Linked DNA regions of Homo sapiens: region 2 is linked to region 1. The links are chromatin contacts, found by Hi-C or POLR2A ChIA-PET in ENCODE. All regions are on one chromosome and are shown on one strand. The core of a region is the stretch at or near the end of the contact, and the rest is flanking DNA. Distances in the headings are between cores, read along the strand shown. Region 1 has its middle 130 kb from the start of CHST15. Region 2 overlaps CHST15 (carbohydrate sulfotransferase 15).

The links. A loop is a pair of places that touch in the nucleus more often than their neighbours do. ChIA-PET counts read pairs that join two places held with the same protein, here RNA polymerase II (POLR2A). Pooled maps may share reads with other maps.
Region 2: a loop to region 1 is called in a map with no recorded cell type, with 7 times the contacts of the local background. The contact joins two enhancer-like sites. A Hi-C loop is called at or near these places in 5 of 37 single-sample maps with no recorded cell type and 4 of 50 pooled maps. POLR2A ChIA-PET finds 5 or more read pairs at or near these places in 1 of 52 experiments (activated CD4-positive, alpha-beta T cell).

The regions. Positions count from the first base shown.
Region 1 is chr10:124,218,036-124,225,386 of GRCh38, reverse strand. No RefSeq gene overlaps it. Among named protein-coding and RNA genes, the nearest start is that of CHST15, 130 kb to the right of the region's middle. RefSeq lists enhancers at 3,615-3,794, 3,805-3,904. Within about 2 kb of position 4,331, at least 6 of the 41 ENCODE cell types and tissues checked have a DNase peak (open chromatin) inside an H3K27ac peak, as active enhancers do.
Region 2 is chr10:124,063,743-124,071,093 of GRCh38, reverse strand. All of the region lies in intron 1 of CHST15 (carbohydrate sulfotransferase 15), which reads left to right. Among named protein-coding and RNA genes, the nearest start is that of CHST15, 26 kb to the left of the region's middle. Within about 2 kb of position 3,558, at least 2 of the 41 ENCODE cell types and tissues checked have a DNase peak (open chromatin) inside an H3K27ac peak, as active enhancers do.

The sequences.
Region 1 (7,351 bases), core at 3,082-5,581:
CATGCCAGCCATCCCTTGAAATGACCTTGGAGAATGCTGTCTCAGGGCCTCTGAGCAGGACATTTGTATGCCTGAGGAAACTGATGATCTCATTCCTTTGGGGCTATAAAAAGGCCTTCGTGCAAGGCCAGTAAAACTCAGGAATCAATATTCTATGAGGGCCTGAGTGTTAGAAAGTGAGGCGCTGTTTGTTTCAGGTTTGCCTCCAAAATTAGATAAATTAACGTAATGAATTCTCTCAACTCATTTACATACACTGCTGATTTGATTTTAGGGAGAAACGCTGGAAAAGGCAGCCCTGTGAATGTACAAAACAGGATTTGACCTATTTTTCAAGTTGTTTGTGTCTGCAAAGTTTGCGATCTCTTTAACTGAAGCTGCTGGTGCCACGCTTTTTAGAACAAACCAAATAGCTTCAGCCTGCACATAAATGAGCCGGTGCCCTGAGAAAGGATATGGGTGTCTTGTGAATTTTGGGGACATTCTGTGGTTCTGGCAGCATCTGACTCAGCAAGTGATCCCAGGAAGGTGGCTCAACCCTTAGAAATTCTATCCTGGTTCACTTCCAAATAGGCATCGTACGTGGGAGGCTGGAGCCCAGGGGCTGGCCCGTAGCCCGCAGGGCGCAGAGGAGGCTGGTGCCCAGACTGGGAATGGCACTGGAGATATGCTTCCCGGGCCTCCCAGCTCACTCACTCAGCTTCTGCCTTCTGTGGAGCAGACTCCAGGGTCTGGGGGATGCAGGCAGAGAGAGGTGATCCCATTCCCCACCCATCTTCATGCTGCGTTAAACCCATAGCCTGATCACGGCCACCTGATGCTGGTGCATGAAGCACTTCGCTACTTCGACAGCATCCCAGACACAGGCTGGGGCTGAGGTGGCCACCGCAGCGTGGAAAGAGCCAGGGCTGTGGCGTGGGCCCTGGACCCACTCCACCCCAGCCCTGTTGGTATTCAGCTCCACTCACTTTCACTGACCAGCCCTGGGGGTCCCGGCTCCATGCTGAACTCGAAGCCAAATCTCAGTCTTGGAGGAGCTGGTTAAGTTCCCCTCACATTGACCAAGGGCCAGGCTGCATCCTTGGGAAACAAGGTTTACCCATGAAAATCACTCTTTTCACTTGATATATGGAGATGGGGCTCTAGAAGCTGTGTGTTTGTGTGTGCATGTGTATGTTGGTGGGGAATTTAAAGTAAGGGTTGGAAAACAGCAGCAAATGAGGAGGTGGAAGAGATGGGAAACACTCAGAATTCCTCTACTGCCAGAAAGGAGGGGGTGAGACTGAAAACCTCCAGCGTCAGGGCCTTTGACCGCAGCCCCTTCCATCTCCTGGTGGGTCCTTGAGCATCCCTGCCCACTTTAGTTAAACAGACTTCTCAGTGCTTCATGGCCTGGCTTACATGTTCCCATCTCCAGGCCCTGGCTCTCGGAAGTGCACAGGAAGGCCTGGGCATGCCCTTGTCATCACCAGTGTTTGGGTTCCTCCCGCTGACCCAGGAGCCTACCTCTGCACAACCTGCTGGGAATGCGTATGACCCTGCCTGCCGATGCTTCTGTGTACAGGGGGGCTGCCTCTTACCTGCTCTTGTCCCATTCCAGGCAGGAGATTTAGCCAAACCCCTTGTACTTCTCAAGAGTGTTCTCGGCTGGCATTGAACAGTGGGAATGTGCAGAAATGTGTCATCAGTTTTCCTCACTTCAAAACCTCCCAGGTCAGGTGTCAAATGTCACTGATGCAGGAAAGTCAGCCAGGCAGTTCTGCCCCAAATCTGGGCATCTATAAAGAGGCCTGGGTAAGGGGGTGCAGGGTTATGCTGTGCCCTGTCATCACTGCCCTTGCGTGGTACCTCCCCTTACTGTCCAGGCTCTTCAGCTGTGCAAGGATGCCCAAGTGGCCGGGAGAGTGTCCGGACTGCCTGTCACACCACCTGGGTTGGACTCCTGGCCCAGCCTTGACTGCTTTGTGACTCCAGGCAGGAAACCTAATTGCTTTTGGCTTCCGTTCCCTCCACTGTAAAATGGGGATAAAGTGGTTCTCACCTCATAGGATTGAGGGATAAATGTGCTAATGCAGTTACAAGGTTTCGCACGAAACCTGGCACATAATGAGCTTTAATGCATGTTAGGTGCCAGGGATGTTGCTGGCAGCCAGCTGCATCGTCGTCAATCTCCCCCAATCCTCTCTTGCCTCAGGGTTTGCTCTTCATCCGAGGCTGGGATGGGATGGACTAGCTCTGGCCAGGACAGCGAGCTGCCTGAAAGTCACTCTCAGGAGCTCCCTGAACCCCCTGCAAGGCCTGCCTGGGTTATTGATACAGGCTCAGGTAATGGGCTCCCTGGGCTTGAATCCCAGCTCTGTGACTTATGAGCTTGGAACAGTGCTTTGCATAAATTAAGCACTCAGTATGTTTAGGAGTTGCTATGATGAAGCTCTGAAAATGGGCAAATCCTGGCTGCCTGGGGCTTGGGGGGCGGCGCCCTGAACACACTCCCTGTTACAGCTCATGCCTCACAAGATGCTGAGGTCTCCTGACTACGGAGCTCAAGGTGGAAGCCTCCAAGCGCCTCCAGCAGTGGGAGGGAGGGCAATACTTACCCTTTTCAAATGGCGTCCTCGGTAATTCCCACCAACACGCCTTGGGCCCACTGCCCCCACTCCCAGACAAGCTAAACTGCCCAGAGCTCTTGATGTTTTCTGTCCTGCTGTTTCCTTGCCTGGACGCCTGGTGAACTCAGCTGCGTCCATTCATGCAAATACCCTGACCCCATGAGGCTTCCCTTTGGGCCCTACACAGGGTGAATCTGTGAATCCCCCCCTTCCCTGGGCCACCTGGCCCTACGCTCAGGCCTCCCCACTGGACTGTGAGCAGCCTGAGGGCTGCTGGAACTGGGCCAACTCCTCCTCAAGGCTTGGTTGTGGTGCCCAGTGTGCAGGGACCCCGACAGACAAGGCGTGAGAGGCTGCATGAAATATACAAGAGACCGCGGTGCATCGCAGATGCTGATCTGTGTGTCTGTCCTGGGCTGTGAGCCCCTGAGGGGCAGAGACCCACTTCTCTGTATCTTGGAGTCCCTGCATCTTCTGACAGAAAGCAGGGGCTAAGAGATGCTGGTGAAAATGGACTTGAGTGGATGACTGGGGCTGTGAGGGTTGCTGGACACCGGGCATGCCTCGGCGGAGAGGTGGAGGGGACAGCGAGCGGCAGTCCCCCTGCCTGCGCGGTCGGATGTATGTTCACTCCTACAGAAACCACATCACCAAGGGGGCTCTGGGGTTGAAATTCCTGAAGGAAACCAGAGATTGTTTTACAAAAATACCCTTTCAAAAATAGCAGCTGTTTTTACTTTGCTTCTGAAAGGCGGCGGAGGGCAGCTTCCTGATTTGGAAAGACAAATGTTTGTGCAGCCTGGGGAGTGAGGGGCTGGGCGACGGGGGGCTCTGGCCAGGGGCCCAGGGGCCCCTTGTGTTTTGGGAGGAGTCCTAGGGGACCATGTAGGTGTGGACATCCGACTCAACGTGCAGCCCTGGCAGTGTGCGGTAACCAGTGACACGTAGAATACTTTTTAAAAAAGTCCTTTCTGACCACATCCTCTGACCCTCGCACCTGGAAACTGGAAGAGAAACAGGCCCCTTTTTAACTGTTAGGTTTCCCTGGTCAGAAATGACTCATCTCGTTCTTTCTGGAGACTTGGAAGTTAGAATGTATGGAAGGATGAATGAAGCGCTGCTGACTTTGGGGGCTCCTCGAGAGGGAATGCCATGGTCCCCAGAGAGTGACTTGGTTGGTGATAGGGCCATGTGGTTCCTCTCTCCTCAGTGAGGGAAGCCTCCTCCTCTCCCTCCCACTGGGTAGCCACATGGTTAAGAGAGCTCCAGGCTCTCACAAGCTGAGGTGTGAGTCCCAGTCCTATTACTTCCTAGCCGTGAGGTCTTGGTCAGGGATAACTTATGCCCCCGGCCTCATTTCCTTTATCTGTAAAGTGGAAATGACAAGCATCCTGGCCTGATAGGGTGCTTGCCAGGAGGACACAAACACAGGCCTGGAAATCGCTCATTTCACCTCCCAGCAGCCCTGTGGGATGGTTACTCTGATTTTCCCCATGGGGAGAATGAAGCTCAGAAGGTTATGCTGGAGAACCACTGTGGGGGGCTCCATTCGTCTCCGCAGCCCCAGGTCTTCACCGCCCTCCTGAAGCCAGCATGTGGCCCCTACGTCACAGGTGGGAATGGCAGCTCTGAGCAGCCCAGGACACACTTAGGGCTGTGTGTCCTGGCAAGGAGCTGGAAGGGAGCCCTCTCCTTGGCTGGGCTCTCCCACAGGCACGATTATGACCGCAGGTTCCGGGGCCTGCCCTTCCTTCCAGATGCGCAGGTGCCAGGCTCCACGTGGTCAGCGGCGCTCCTCCATGAGCAGGGGGCTGGAGTGGATACTTTTCCTTCTCTTTTCTGCCTCTTCCAAAGCTTCTGCCTCAGACTACACTATATTGTGGTTAGAAAAACAAAAACAATAAATGTCATTTAGAAAAAATAGCACTTGCTAAGCACTTTTGCTTTCTGTTTGTGTTTGGGACTCACAGAAGTCAGTTTGGCATGAGGCTGCTGGGACTTTGGTGGGGGCTTCAGGCCACCACGTGGTAGGTGGGAGCCCCTGGGCTGCAGAAGCTGGGTGCAGGGCTGGCAGAGGGCGGAAGGGGGCCTTCCCCATCATGGATACGATCTGCAGAGATCTGCAGGGATCGAGCCTGCAGGGACCGAGAGGCACCCATGCCTCAGCAGGGAGTCAGGCGGGAAGCTCAGCATTTGTGTCTGTAATCCAGCTCCTTCTCTCCACTGTTTTTCTGGAATTATTCCCACCTCCTCCACTTTGTCTTTAGGGACACTGCTTCATCTCATCCCCTACTTCTGTTGGGGCTACTAAGTATAAAACCTTAACTCCTTGGTCAGAGATTGGGACATTTGACCTAACTCTTTTGCTTCTGTGGATATTTTGACCCCAAAGTCATTTTGAATGTCAGCATTTTAACCAGAATTACCCAACAGTGATGAGTTTTCATCTAGAAAGTATCAGAATTCCAGCGGGGACCCCATTAAGCTGATGTAATCCCTCTATCAATTTTCTATACAGCGCAGTTAAGCCATTCCTGATGTTTCCATTTCCATTTTGCTGAAATTATTTTCATAGGGATCAATTTTTTTTTTTTTTGCATTTAGAATCTTACAGCAGAGATTTGCTTCTTAAATCACTTTTCGTCCATATCAAACTACTAATCGCAGCTTCTACCATCACGAGCGGCCACGGGTTCCATCCAGTACTGTTTTCCTGGGTGAAGTCATAATTGGTGTTGTTTGAGTTGATGCATAAGGAAATAGCAATTTCTGTAAGGCAGGGAGATGGCGGGGGAGAAAGAGTGGAGGAGGGGCAGAGAGAAGGAGCAGGCGTCCCAGAGGGGGACAGGGAGGAGGACAGAAGGGTCCCTGGGCAGAAATTGGGTGGCCACTGACTGGAAGGATGCAGGAGGAGGGAGCAAAGGTCAAAGTGCCCACTTGGCCACAGGATCATCGCATGGCACCATCCTGGTCAAAGACTGCCCTCCTCCCCCTGTTCTGGTTCAGGGCATACTAGCCGGCACCAATGGGGCGGTGTGTTGTGACTAGGTACGTGGGATGGAAGATGAGACTAAGGGCCCACAGGCCAGCAAGTTCCTGGTACAGGAACAGAGCCTGTCCCCGTAGGAGGGTCAAGGAGCAGAGAATGAGGCATCAACAGACAGAAGGGTGGCTCCGGGCATCAGTCACTTCAGACCCTGGATCCAGCAGTGCCTGGGATGCACTCCCTAGGCCGCCCTTTATAGTAGCTTATGAAGGGCCCCCCTTTTTGGCCGAGGTAACTGATTTGGGTTTTTTTCATTTGCAACCAAACACCTCCTCCTGAATATCCCCCAGCTCTATGCTCTCAGGGCTGTGGCACCTGCCTGGCTCACATGTTGTTCTGATGTCCCTGCATGTCTGGGAAGACCCCCTTCTCCTCTTCTTGCAGCTGCTTCTGCTCGGGGTAGACACACCAGGGGTCCACTTGACATTCCTTCCTCAGATGTCTATTGCATGCTCCCCATGTTCAAGACGGCGTGCTGGGGCTGGTGCGGGGGGCATTCGGGACAGACTTCTGAAATCTCACTAAGCTTCAGTTGGCATTTCTGAAAACAGGTGCAATCACAACTGGTGATTGTGACTGTTGTGAGGACAGCAGAGCTCACGCTGGCATAGCGCATTGCCCCCGATCGCAGTGGACACTGCTAGCTCCTTACCGTTCGATTCTGAACGTTGGTCCTGGGAAAGGAGGCTCAACGTGGCTTGGATGGTCTCATTGCTCTCAGAGGTCAGTCAAGGAGGTAGAGATGTGAGATTGGCCCCCAGAGGAAGAATCCTTGAGTCAAGGAAGCTGAGAGGGGTCAGAATGCGGGGAGAAGCAGGCTGACCATGCAGTCTGCAAGCCCGCTGCAGTGGTGGGTGGCAGGTAGGCAGCCCTGTGGGGTGGGCGCTTCCTGGCTCCCTGTGGGCCTGGCGTGGTGCTCAGACACCACTCCACATGCTGTGTCTGTGTCTCGGATGCATATTGGAAGCCAAATCCTCGGAAATGGGCTGGCACCCATTTCTTTTGGCGCCTTCAGCCAGCGCATGTCAGACTGTTTTTTACGAGTTCAGAAAGGCGCCTTCTGTGGCATGCTGGGCGCTGGTTCTGGCTGAGACATGTATTAGAAACAGTGTGGGCTCCTCAGCAAGGCTGAGCCTGCCCCTGGCCCTCCGGCATTCCATGCAGCATTGCACAGGTCTGTGGGGGCCGCATCACATTCTGGGCCACCTGCTCATGGCAGCGAGTTAGCCTCTGGGTGGCGATGTGCAGCTCAAATGTGTGTTGGGACCTGGGAGTCAGGGAGCTGGGACAGGTGTTCCATGAACCAGTCAGTTAACACTGAAACATGATCTTATATTTGGAAATCCAAGAAAATTCTATTGTAATAAAACAAAAAGAGTAAAGCTTGAAAAATTGCCCTGGCTGCAGACAGGCATAAATGATGGTGCTTTCTCATGGATAGAGGAGGGTGGCAGAAACACAGCTGGGGTAGGACATGCCACTGTTGAAGGCTGTCACTCCTCACGGCTCCAGTCTGCTTCCCCTGGATCAGCCCTGACCTGATGCAGGTCAGCTGTCTCATTCCATATCCTCAGGCAGCAGAGTTGGAACCTTGTGTCAGAAGTGTTCCTCTACCACAAAGGGCACCTGTTATGTTATAGAGAACAGGCTGTGGGGATGGCAGAGGTTGCATAACCCACATCTGTTTCCCAAGTTG
Region 2 (7,351 bases), core at 2,309-4,808, 150 kb after region 1:
TAAGTTAGAATCAGATCAAATCAAATCAAATTGAATTCTTTACCCCAGTGGGGTAGAGAGCACCGCCAAATACTAAGCTACAGGAATGTGGCCCAGAAAGCAAATTAGGTTTTATTTCTGCCTCCTGCCTTTGCCCCGCTGTTTCTGGAAGAGACCCCATAGACAGTGCCGTGAAGGGCAGCCTACGGAGTCTGTGGCAGGCAGGGACTCGCAGGTGAGCCTGGTAGTGGGTCGGCGGGTTCTCATCCATGGTGCTCAGCCCGTCTGAGGTCATCTGCCCTCTTCTTCATTGGATTCTGGAAGCCTCCCCACCAGCCTGCGAGATGCAGCTGAACAGGGACTTGTTTTGTTTACTGCTGCATCCCAGGGCTCTACACTTGAGCCTGACATAGAGTAGGGCTTTAATAATCTTTATTGAGGGCCGGGCACAATGGCTCACTCCTGAATCCCAGCACTTTAGGAGGCCCCGGCCAGACAGATCACGAGGTCAAGAGATCAAGACCATCCTGGCCAACGTGGTGAAACCCCGTTTCTATTTAAAAAAAAAATCAGCTGAGCATGGTGGTGTGCACCTTTAGTCCCAGCCACTCAGGAGGCTGAGGCAGAAGAATCTCTTGAACCTGGGAGGCAGAGGTTGCAGTGAGCCGAGATCGAGCCACTGCACTCCAGCCTGGTGACAGAGCGAGACTCAGTGTCAAAACAAAAACAAAACAAAACAAAAAAACTTTACTGAATGGGTTCATTTGGAGGATGCCCCTTAAATCTGATGGTCAAATATGGCCTTCATGTTGACCTTCCTGAAGTGACATCCCCGTAGGTGGGCATATGCATTTCCCTTGGGAGAGATTCCCAGAGGGGCCTCTGGCTTGGGATTGGCTAGGAACCTCAGACCTACATTGTGTTTTTACTCTAGATCTGTAAGTGCAGATTTTTCTTTTTTTTCCAGAAACTGTTTCTTGGACAACACAGCAACTACTTTCCATTGCAAAGAAAAATCCTGTCCTTTGTGTGCTCTCTACAAAGCACTCACACAGCCAGGCTATATCATTTGTTCCTGACAACGTGCTGGGGGGGACATCACCATTTTCTGCATGTCCCCAGGAAATGGGCGGGACCACTTGTCCAAAGTCCTACAGCTAAAGGGAGGCACAGTGACACCTTAGATTCAGGGGAACTCCCATCTTGGGGTGACTTCTTTGCCCTCAGTATATTCCACATGTCATGGAACCTAATGGATAAATCTGGTTTGGTCAGGCCTGGAGCGCAGAACTGTTAAAGGCAGGCAATGAGAGAAAAATCTGCGTCCTTCCTCGAGGGATGAGCTGGCTGACTGGGAAGGTCCAGGCTCAGGCTGGCCTCTGCCCAGGTGTCCTATGGCAGGGGCTCATGGAGGAGCACTGTTCCTGTTTTCTGGGTCCCCTGCTCTGCCTCACCTGTTTAAAGTCAGTGACTCAAATTTTTAAAACTGTGAAACCGTAAACTGTCCATCCCTGTTCAGCCTTCCCCAGGCCACGGGCCCTGCACGTGTCACTGCTTGTTCATGGTTCTCCCCTGTGTTGCCTTTGAGGCTCACTCATCTTGATGACTCAGAGACTTGCCAGAGACCCTGGACTCCCCGTCCCAAATTCCCCGAGCCTGGCCCCGATGATTCTTGCAATGTTACTCTGTTCATGGTGCCTCTGCCCCATTTCCATCTGTGCCATATCACCAATAGTTGGGGGGGGGGTCCCCCAAACAACAGGGACTAACTTGAACTTTGCAAGACTCTTGAATTTCCTGGCTATATTTATTATCTGTATGGCACTGATTTGTACTAGAGCTGAGCCTGCAGAAGTCAGTTGAACCCATCCTCTCTATATTCAGGAGGACTACAGGATGTAGGAACTCAAACGGGATGTTGATCTGTGGGAGTTTGCAACTTTGCCTAGCAGCACAGACCTGCCTCCTTGGGAGAGGCCTCTGGGGAGGGATGCTAAGCCGATGGATGTCTGTGCAGAGACAAGGGACTGTCCTTTTCACCTGAGAGGCCATTCTCATCCTGCCTAGTCCTGTCTGATTCACATCTGACCCCAGCTTAGCCCAGACAGAGACATGCTAAAGCATGTTCTGATACTTTCTAGCTTCGATTATCTCCTTGTATGCTTTCTTTGTATACTTAGGGCCCAAAATACCATAAGGTGGAACATTCTAAAGTAAAAATGATCCCCTTTTTATTGTTTGAAAATTTGTGTTTCTTATTAAAATAGAACATTTTACAGTTATTCACAAGATAAGGTCTTACTTTAAAAATCACTATTTTCCTCTGTCTTTCTGACTTCTTTTTTTAATTCAAGAACAGGGATATTAAGGCAGGTGATGAAAGCAGAATTTTTAATAAGAGCATAGTGATGCTTTTCACAACGGACTTAGAAGACATTAAAATATATGTGTTTTGATCTTTTTCTGGATTTGAATATGAAGGACTAGTTATTGCAACAGACAGCAAAGTAATTCATTTCGGATGCATTTCAGCAAGCCAGCCCTCTAGGAGACGCTGGAATAAAATGTGGAAGTGTGTGACACAGACCAGACTGGACATGTACCCGGCCCATCAGCTAAAAAGCCAAAGAGCAGGTGGAAACAGGAATAACAGTGACAGTGATGGTTACCATGATGAGGAGCACTGCCAACGATTCCTGAACTTCCCAGGTGCCCTGTCCTTGCTTGGTGCTTCCCATGGATTATCTCAGTCTTCCCTGTGGCTCCATTAGACTACATATTGTCACATCATCCCCATTTTTCAGATAAGGAACTGAGGTGGGCTAAGTGTCAGGCCGTGGAGCCAGGATGAGAACTCCAGCTGTCTAGATAACCCATGTCCTGGTAACTGCCACTCTGCTCCCGAGTGGTCAGCATGTAAACCACTGCAGCGTGGGGACTGACTTCACCATCCCCTTGGCTCTGCCTCTGACCCCCCGAGCAGGTGAGAGCTCGAGCCAGCTATTCCGGGAATTAGGCATATACTCATTTTTTGCTTCAGTTATTTCACTAATTAAGGCAAAGTTTCTGGTAGTTTGACATTACGTATCTGGATAATTGCCTCAATGTATCATTTTCACTTTGCACCCGCAGACACAACCTTTAATGAAACTTGAAAACCCAACTCTCCTTGGGGGAAATGATACTCACTTCTGTTTCTAGGCCAGGCGCAGTGGCTCCCGCCTGTAATCCCAGCACTCTGGGAGGCCGAGGCCAGCGGATCACGAGATCAGGTGTTCGAGACCAGCCTGGCCAACATGGTGAAACCCCGTCTCTACTAAAAATACAAAAATTAGCGGGGCATGGTGGTGGTCGCCTGTAATCCCAGCTATTTGGGAGGCTGAGGCAGGAGAATCGCTTGAACCCAGGAGGCGGAGGTTGCAGTGAGCTGAGATCATGCCACTACACTCCAGGCTGGGTGACAGAGCAACACTCCGTCTCAAAAAAACCAAAAACACAAAAACCATCTGTTTCTAAATCTGTTTCTGAAAGTAGTTGAGGGCGCAGACTTCCACTTATAAGCTTAATTGCCCAACATGCAGAAGAAGTCTCCAACTTCCCTGTTTATCAGGCTTGAAAGTCAGCCTTGGTTTGGGGCAGATGGCCTGCTCCTGGTCCTTATCTGGGAGATGAGAGGTTCCGACAGTGTGATCTCTCAAGTGCCTCAGTTTGGATCTGAGCTTCTGTTCTAGCGGCTTCCATGCCCAACTGGATTGCATATCTTAGGAAGCAGGACAGAAGTGCACCTGCACTGATTACTGAGCAAATTGGTCTGAATAAGTGCAGTAGATGCCAGAGATTTCCACGAATGATGTGAATGTGATCACTGGCCAGAAAATATCCATGGACGATAAATATCTGGGCTTCATGCTCTGAAAAATGTTCCTAATCTCTTCTTTGTGATCCCCAAAGAGATTTTTAAGGGAGTTTGGAAGTCTGCCACTTGCAGAAGTCCTGGTGTTCCCAGCACTAAGTGCAGGATGTGGAGTCTGGGGTGCGACTGTCTTGTCACTCAGATGGGGCTGCATGCCCGGCACAGTGCTAAGTGCAGCCAGTTACTCTGGAATGTGCAAATGGCCCCTCTGCCCCAGCTGCAGAGCGCCTTGCGGGTGGCTCAGGTCCTAGTGGGGATAGGAAGAATGGGACAAAAGGAGGAGGCTAAGCCCAAGGCATGTGCTGTCACCAAAAGTGCTGGCTTCATCTCAGAAAGCTGTGGCTGGGTTGGGCTTGGTTGCTCAGGGGAACAGGGAGACGCAGCCCAGGAAATGAGCTGTGGCTGGGCTGGAGCCCACCTCCCCAGGAGGGAGGTGCATGGCAGCCCAGGTGGGGTGCCCCCATCCTAAGATGAAAGGTCTCCACCTCTTGCTTAAATTGTAAGGTGAACGCTTTTGGCCATTTCTAAGGAAAAGCACCTTTGGGATTTGTTCATCATCCTTCATTTTTGCTCAAGGTTTTGGGTGTGAAAACCTCAGAAAAACTAAGTCAACCAAAGACTTTCCAGCGATGTCATCGACTGTGTTGTCATCCAAAGGGGAAAATAATCCCAGCTTATGAATATTTAGAAAGAAGATAATTGCAAATTGCTTTGTGACCGTGTAAACTCGTTTTTTTTTTTCTTTCCCCCAGCCAGTTACATAAGAGGAGGTGTGGGTCAGTCCCAGAAATAGATGCAGAAGCAGTGACAGAACACGTCTTGGCGGTGGTGGAGAGAGACAGCCCTGGGTTCGAGTCCCAGACTCGCAGTGTGTTAGCTAAAGAAGTTTGAGAAACATCCGTCTCTTTCTTTCCATTTCAGCCTCCTCCCCCTTCCCCTAGCTGGTCGACGCTCAAAGCTCTCCTAGCCCAACACTCTGTAACTTGAGGAATAATGTTTTAAACCCCCAAATCTAGTCCTCCCATAAAACCCAGTGAATCTCTCAAATTGATTAAATGGAGGCACTCATTTTATTAGATAGGTAACTGGTATTTTGCCTTTTCTGAAGGGTAGAAGAGGGGAAAAAGTGACTGAGGGGACCAAATAAGAAAAAAAAGACAAAAAGACAGAAGAATTCGGGTTTTTAGTTGATTCCGAATACTCGATGCTTTTGAAACGTTTCCAAGTTTCCTTTACGGGAAAGGAATGCAAATGATCCAAAAGGGAGGAGGGATTTTTTTCCCCCTTCTTTTTTGTCCTGAGCTCAGTACCTGGGATTTTGCGGCATGTGCTGAAAAATTATATCTTCTGGGTGCAGAAATTTGCCTGAAAGGGTTATACGAAACTGAGAATGGGTCAAAACAAAACAAAACGGAAAAAACAAGACTTCTGGCCACAGGTAAGAATCATATAATTTACTGAGACATATCATTTTGGCATGTTTTGTTAAGGGTGAAAGCTAATTTGGAAGAGGCAGGAAGGGGCTCTTGAGGTTGGTGGGAATGAGCTGCCGTAATGGGGCCCGCAGAATCACCCTTGTGTCTGCTCCCAGCAGGACTGGCGGGGGAGGGGCAGGGAGTAGCTCTCTGTGGGTGTCGGGAACCCCAGGGCCAGTGAAGCCTGGGGCCAACCCCCAGCAGTCCCACAGCAGGGTTGGGTGACAACAATTTGCCTGAAAGTCATGGAGAAACAGGTTTTCAGTGACATAGAGACTAAGCCTAGAGGCAGAATTGTAAAACCTACCAAGTTTTATTACTTATTTACTTTTTTTCTTCTTTTTGAGATACGGTCTTGCTCTGTCACCCAGGCTGCAGTGTAAGTGGCATGATCATGGCTCACTGCAGCCTGGATCTCCTGGTTCAAGAGATCCCCCGACCTCAGCCTCCCAAGTAGCTGGGACTGTAGGCACCACCACTATGCCTGGCTAATTTTTAAATTTTTTGTAGAGATGGGGTTTTGCCTTGTTGCCCAGGCTGGTCTTGAACTCCTGGGCTCAAGCCATCCTCCCACCTCGGCCTCCCAACATGTTGGAATTACAGGCAAGAGCCACCGCGCTCAGCCCAAATTTTAAATTTAACCCCCGCCCCCAACATGTATTGGGCATTCTGTCTTTATGACTGGGCTATGTTTTTATGTGTGTTGCCTGCCTACCTTTAGAATTTTCTTCAGGACTTTTTTTTGTAAAAGCGAACAAAAGAAGAGACTCTTTTGCCTTCACAGAGCTGATAGGACTGTCAGCTGGTTAAGGCGGATGCTAGTCAGACAAGCACACACAAAAAACGGAAGTGGGAAGGGTTGGAGGATCAGGGCAGGGCCAGTGTGGTCTGGGGTTTCAGGGAAGGGGTCCTTGCCTGAGATCTGAAGGGTGAGCAAGAGCGAATGCATCTAGCAGGGCCAGTGGTGTTGGGGAAAATGGGATCTGGCTAAGGAGGCTGGGAGAGGCAGAGATGGACACACAGAGACAGCGAGATAAAGGCCGCCAGCAGGAGTGGGGGCTCGGGGGTGGGGTTGGGGGGATGCAGTGCTGCAAGGGGGATTGAATGTTCCCAGGTACAGCCCAGCAACGAAGAGGGGCTCAGGGCTTGGGGGACCTGCCCAAAGTCACAGAGTGGGTATGGTTGTTTCATGATCTCGTGGTGTCTCCCGGGCCGCAAGCCCCACAGCGCCAGGGCTGTGCCTACGCTGCGCACCCTGAATCCCCATGGACTCCCAGTCAGGGGCTTGCGTTCTGCTCCGTGGCCACTGCTGTACCTTTGCAAGGATGGGGAAGGCCTTGGGGATGGGGAGGCCATCACACAGGCACTTTGACTGCATCAAGCGAAATTCTTACTTAATCTGAAATGACTTCAGGTCTGAAAACTGTGTGCTTTGATCAAATATTTACTTTTCCGAAACAGAAACCAGAGCAGGTCTTGATTGTACCAGTCAGCTTGAACCAGTCAGCTACAATGACTTTTCGTAAGTCTATTTTTTTTTTTGAGATTTCGTTTTAGCCCAGGAGGAAATCTGCTATCTGCAAGAAAGTCCTGGCCTTCATAATGAGGCCTGAATTCTTTCCAGATCTTATGAGAAAGATTCCACTCTTCTGTGATTAATTCAGAGAGGTTACTAATTTCTCATACCATAGATCGTTTGCTTTGTGGGAGATGACTGTGCCTCAGCCAAGATCCACTTATTATTTTTTGAACAAGTTTTTTTTATTATCATGTTTACATAGCACTGAGGACACAAAACAACGCTGGAAGCTCAGCTGTCTGATTCATACGCTGTATTGCTGACTCTCACTTCTCCCTTCCCCTCTCTACTCTACCTCTCTGCAAAAGAAGGCTTTCCTTCCAGAGCTGGCAGCTGCCCCTGCTTCTTGACAGGATGAGCAAGACAGCGGTGGTTTAAGCAAGGTCTTCGCTGTGCTCCGGAGAG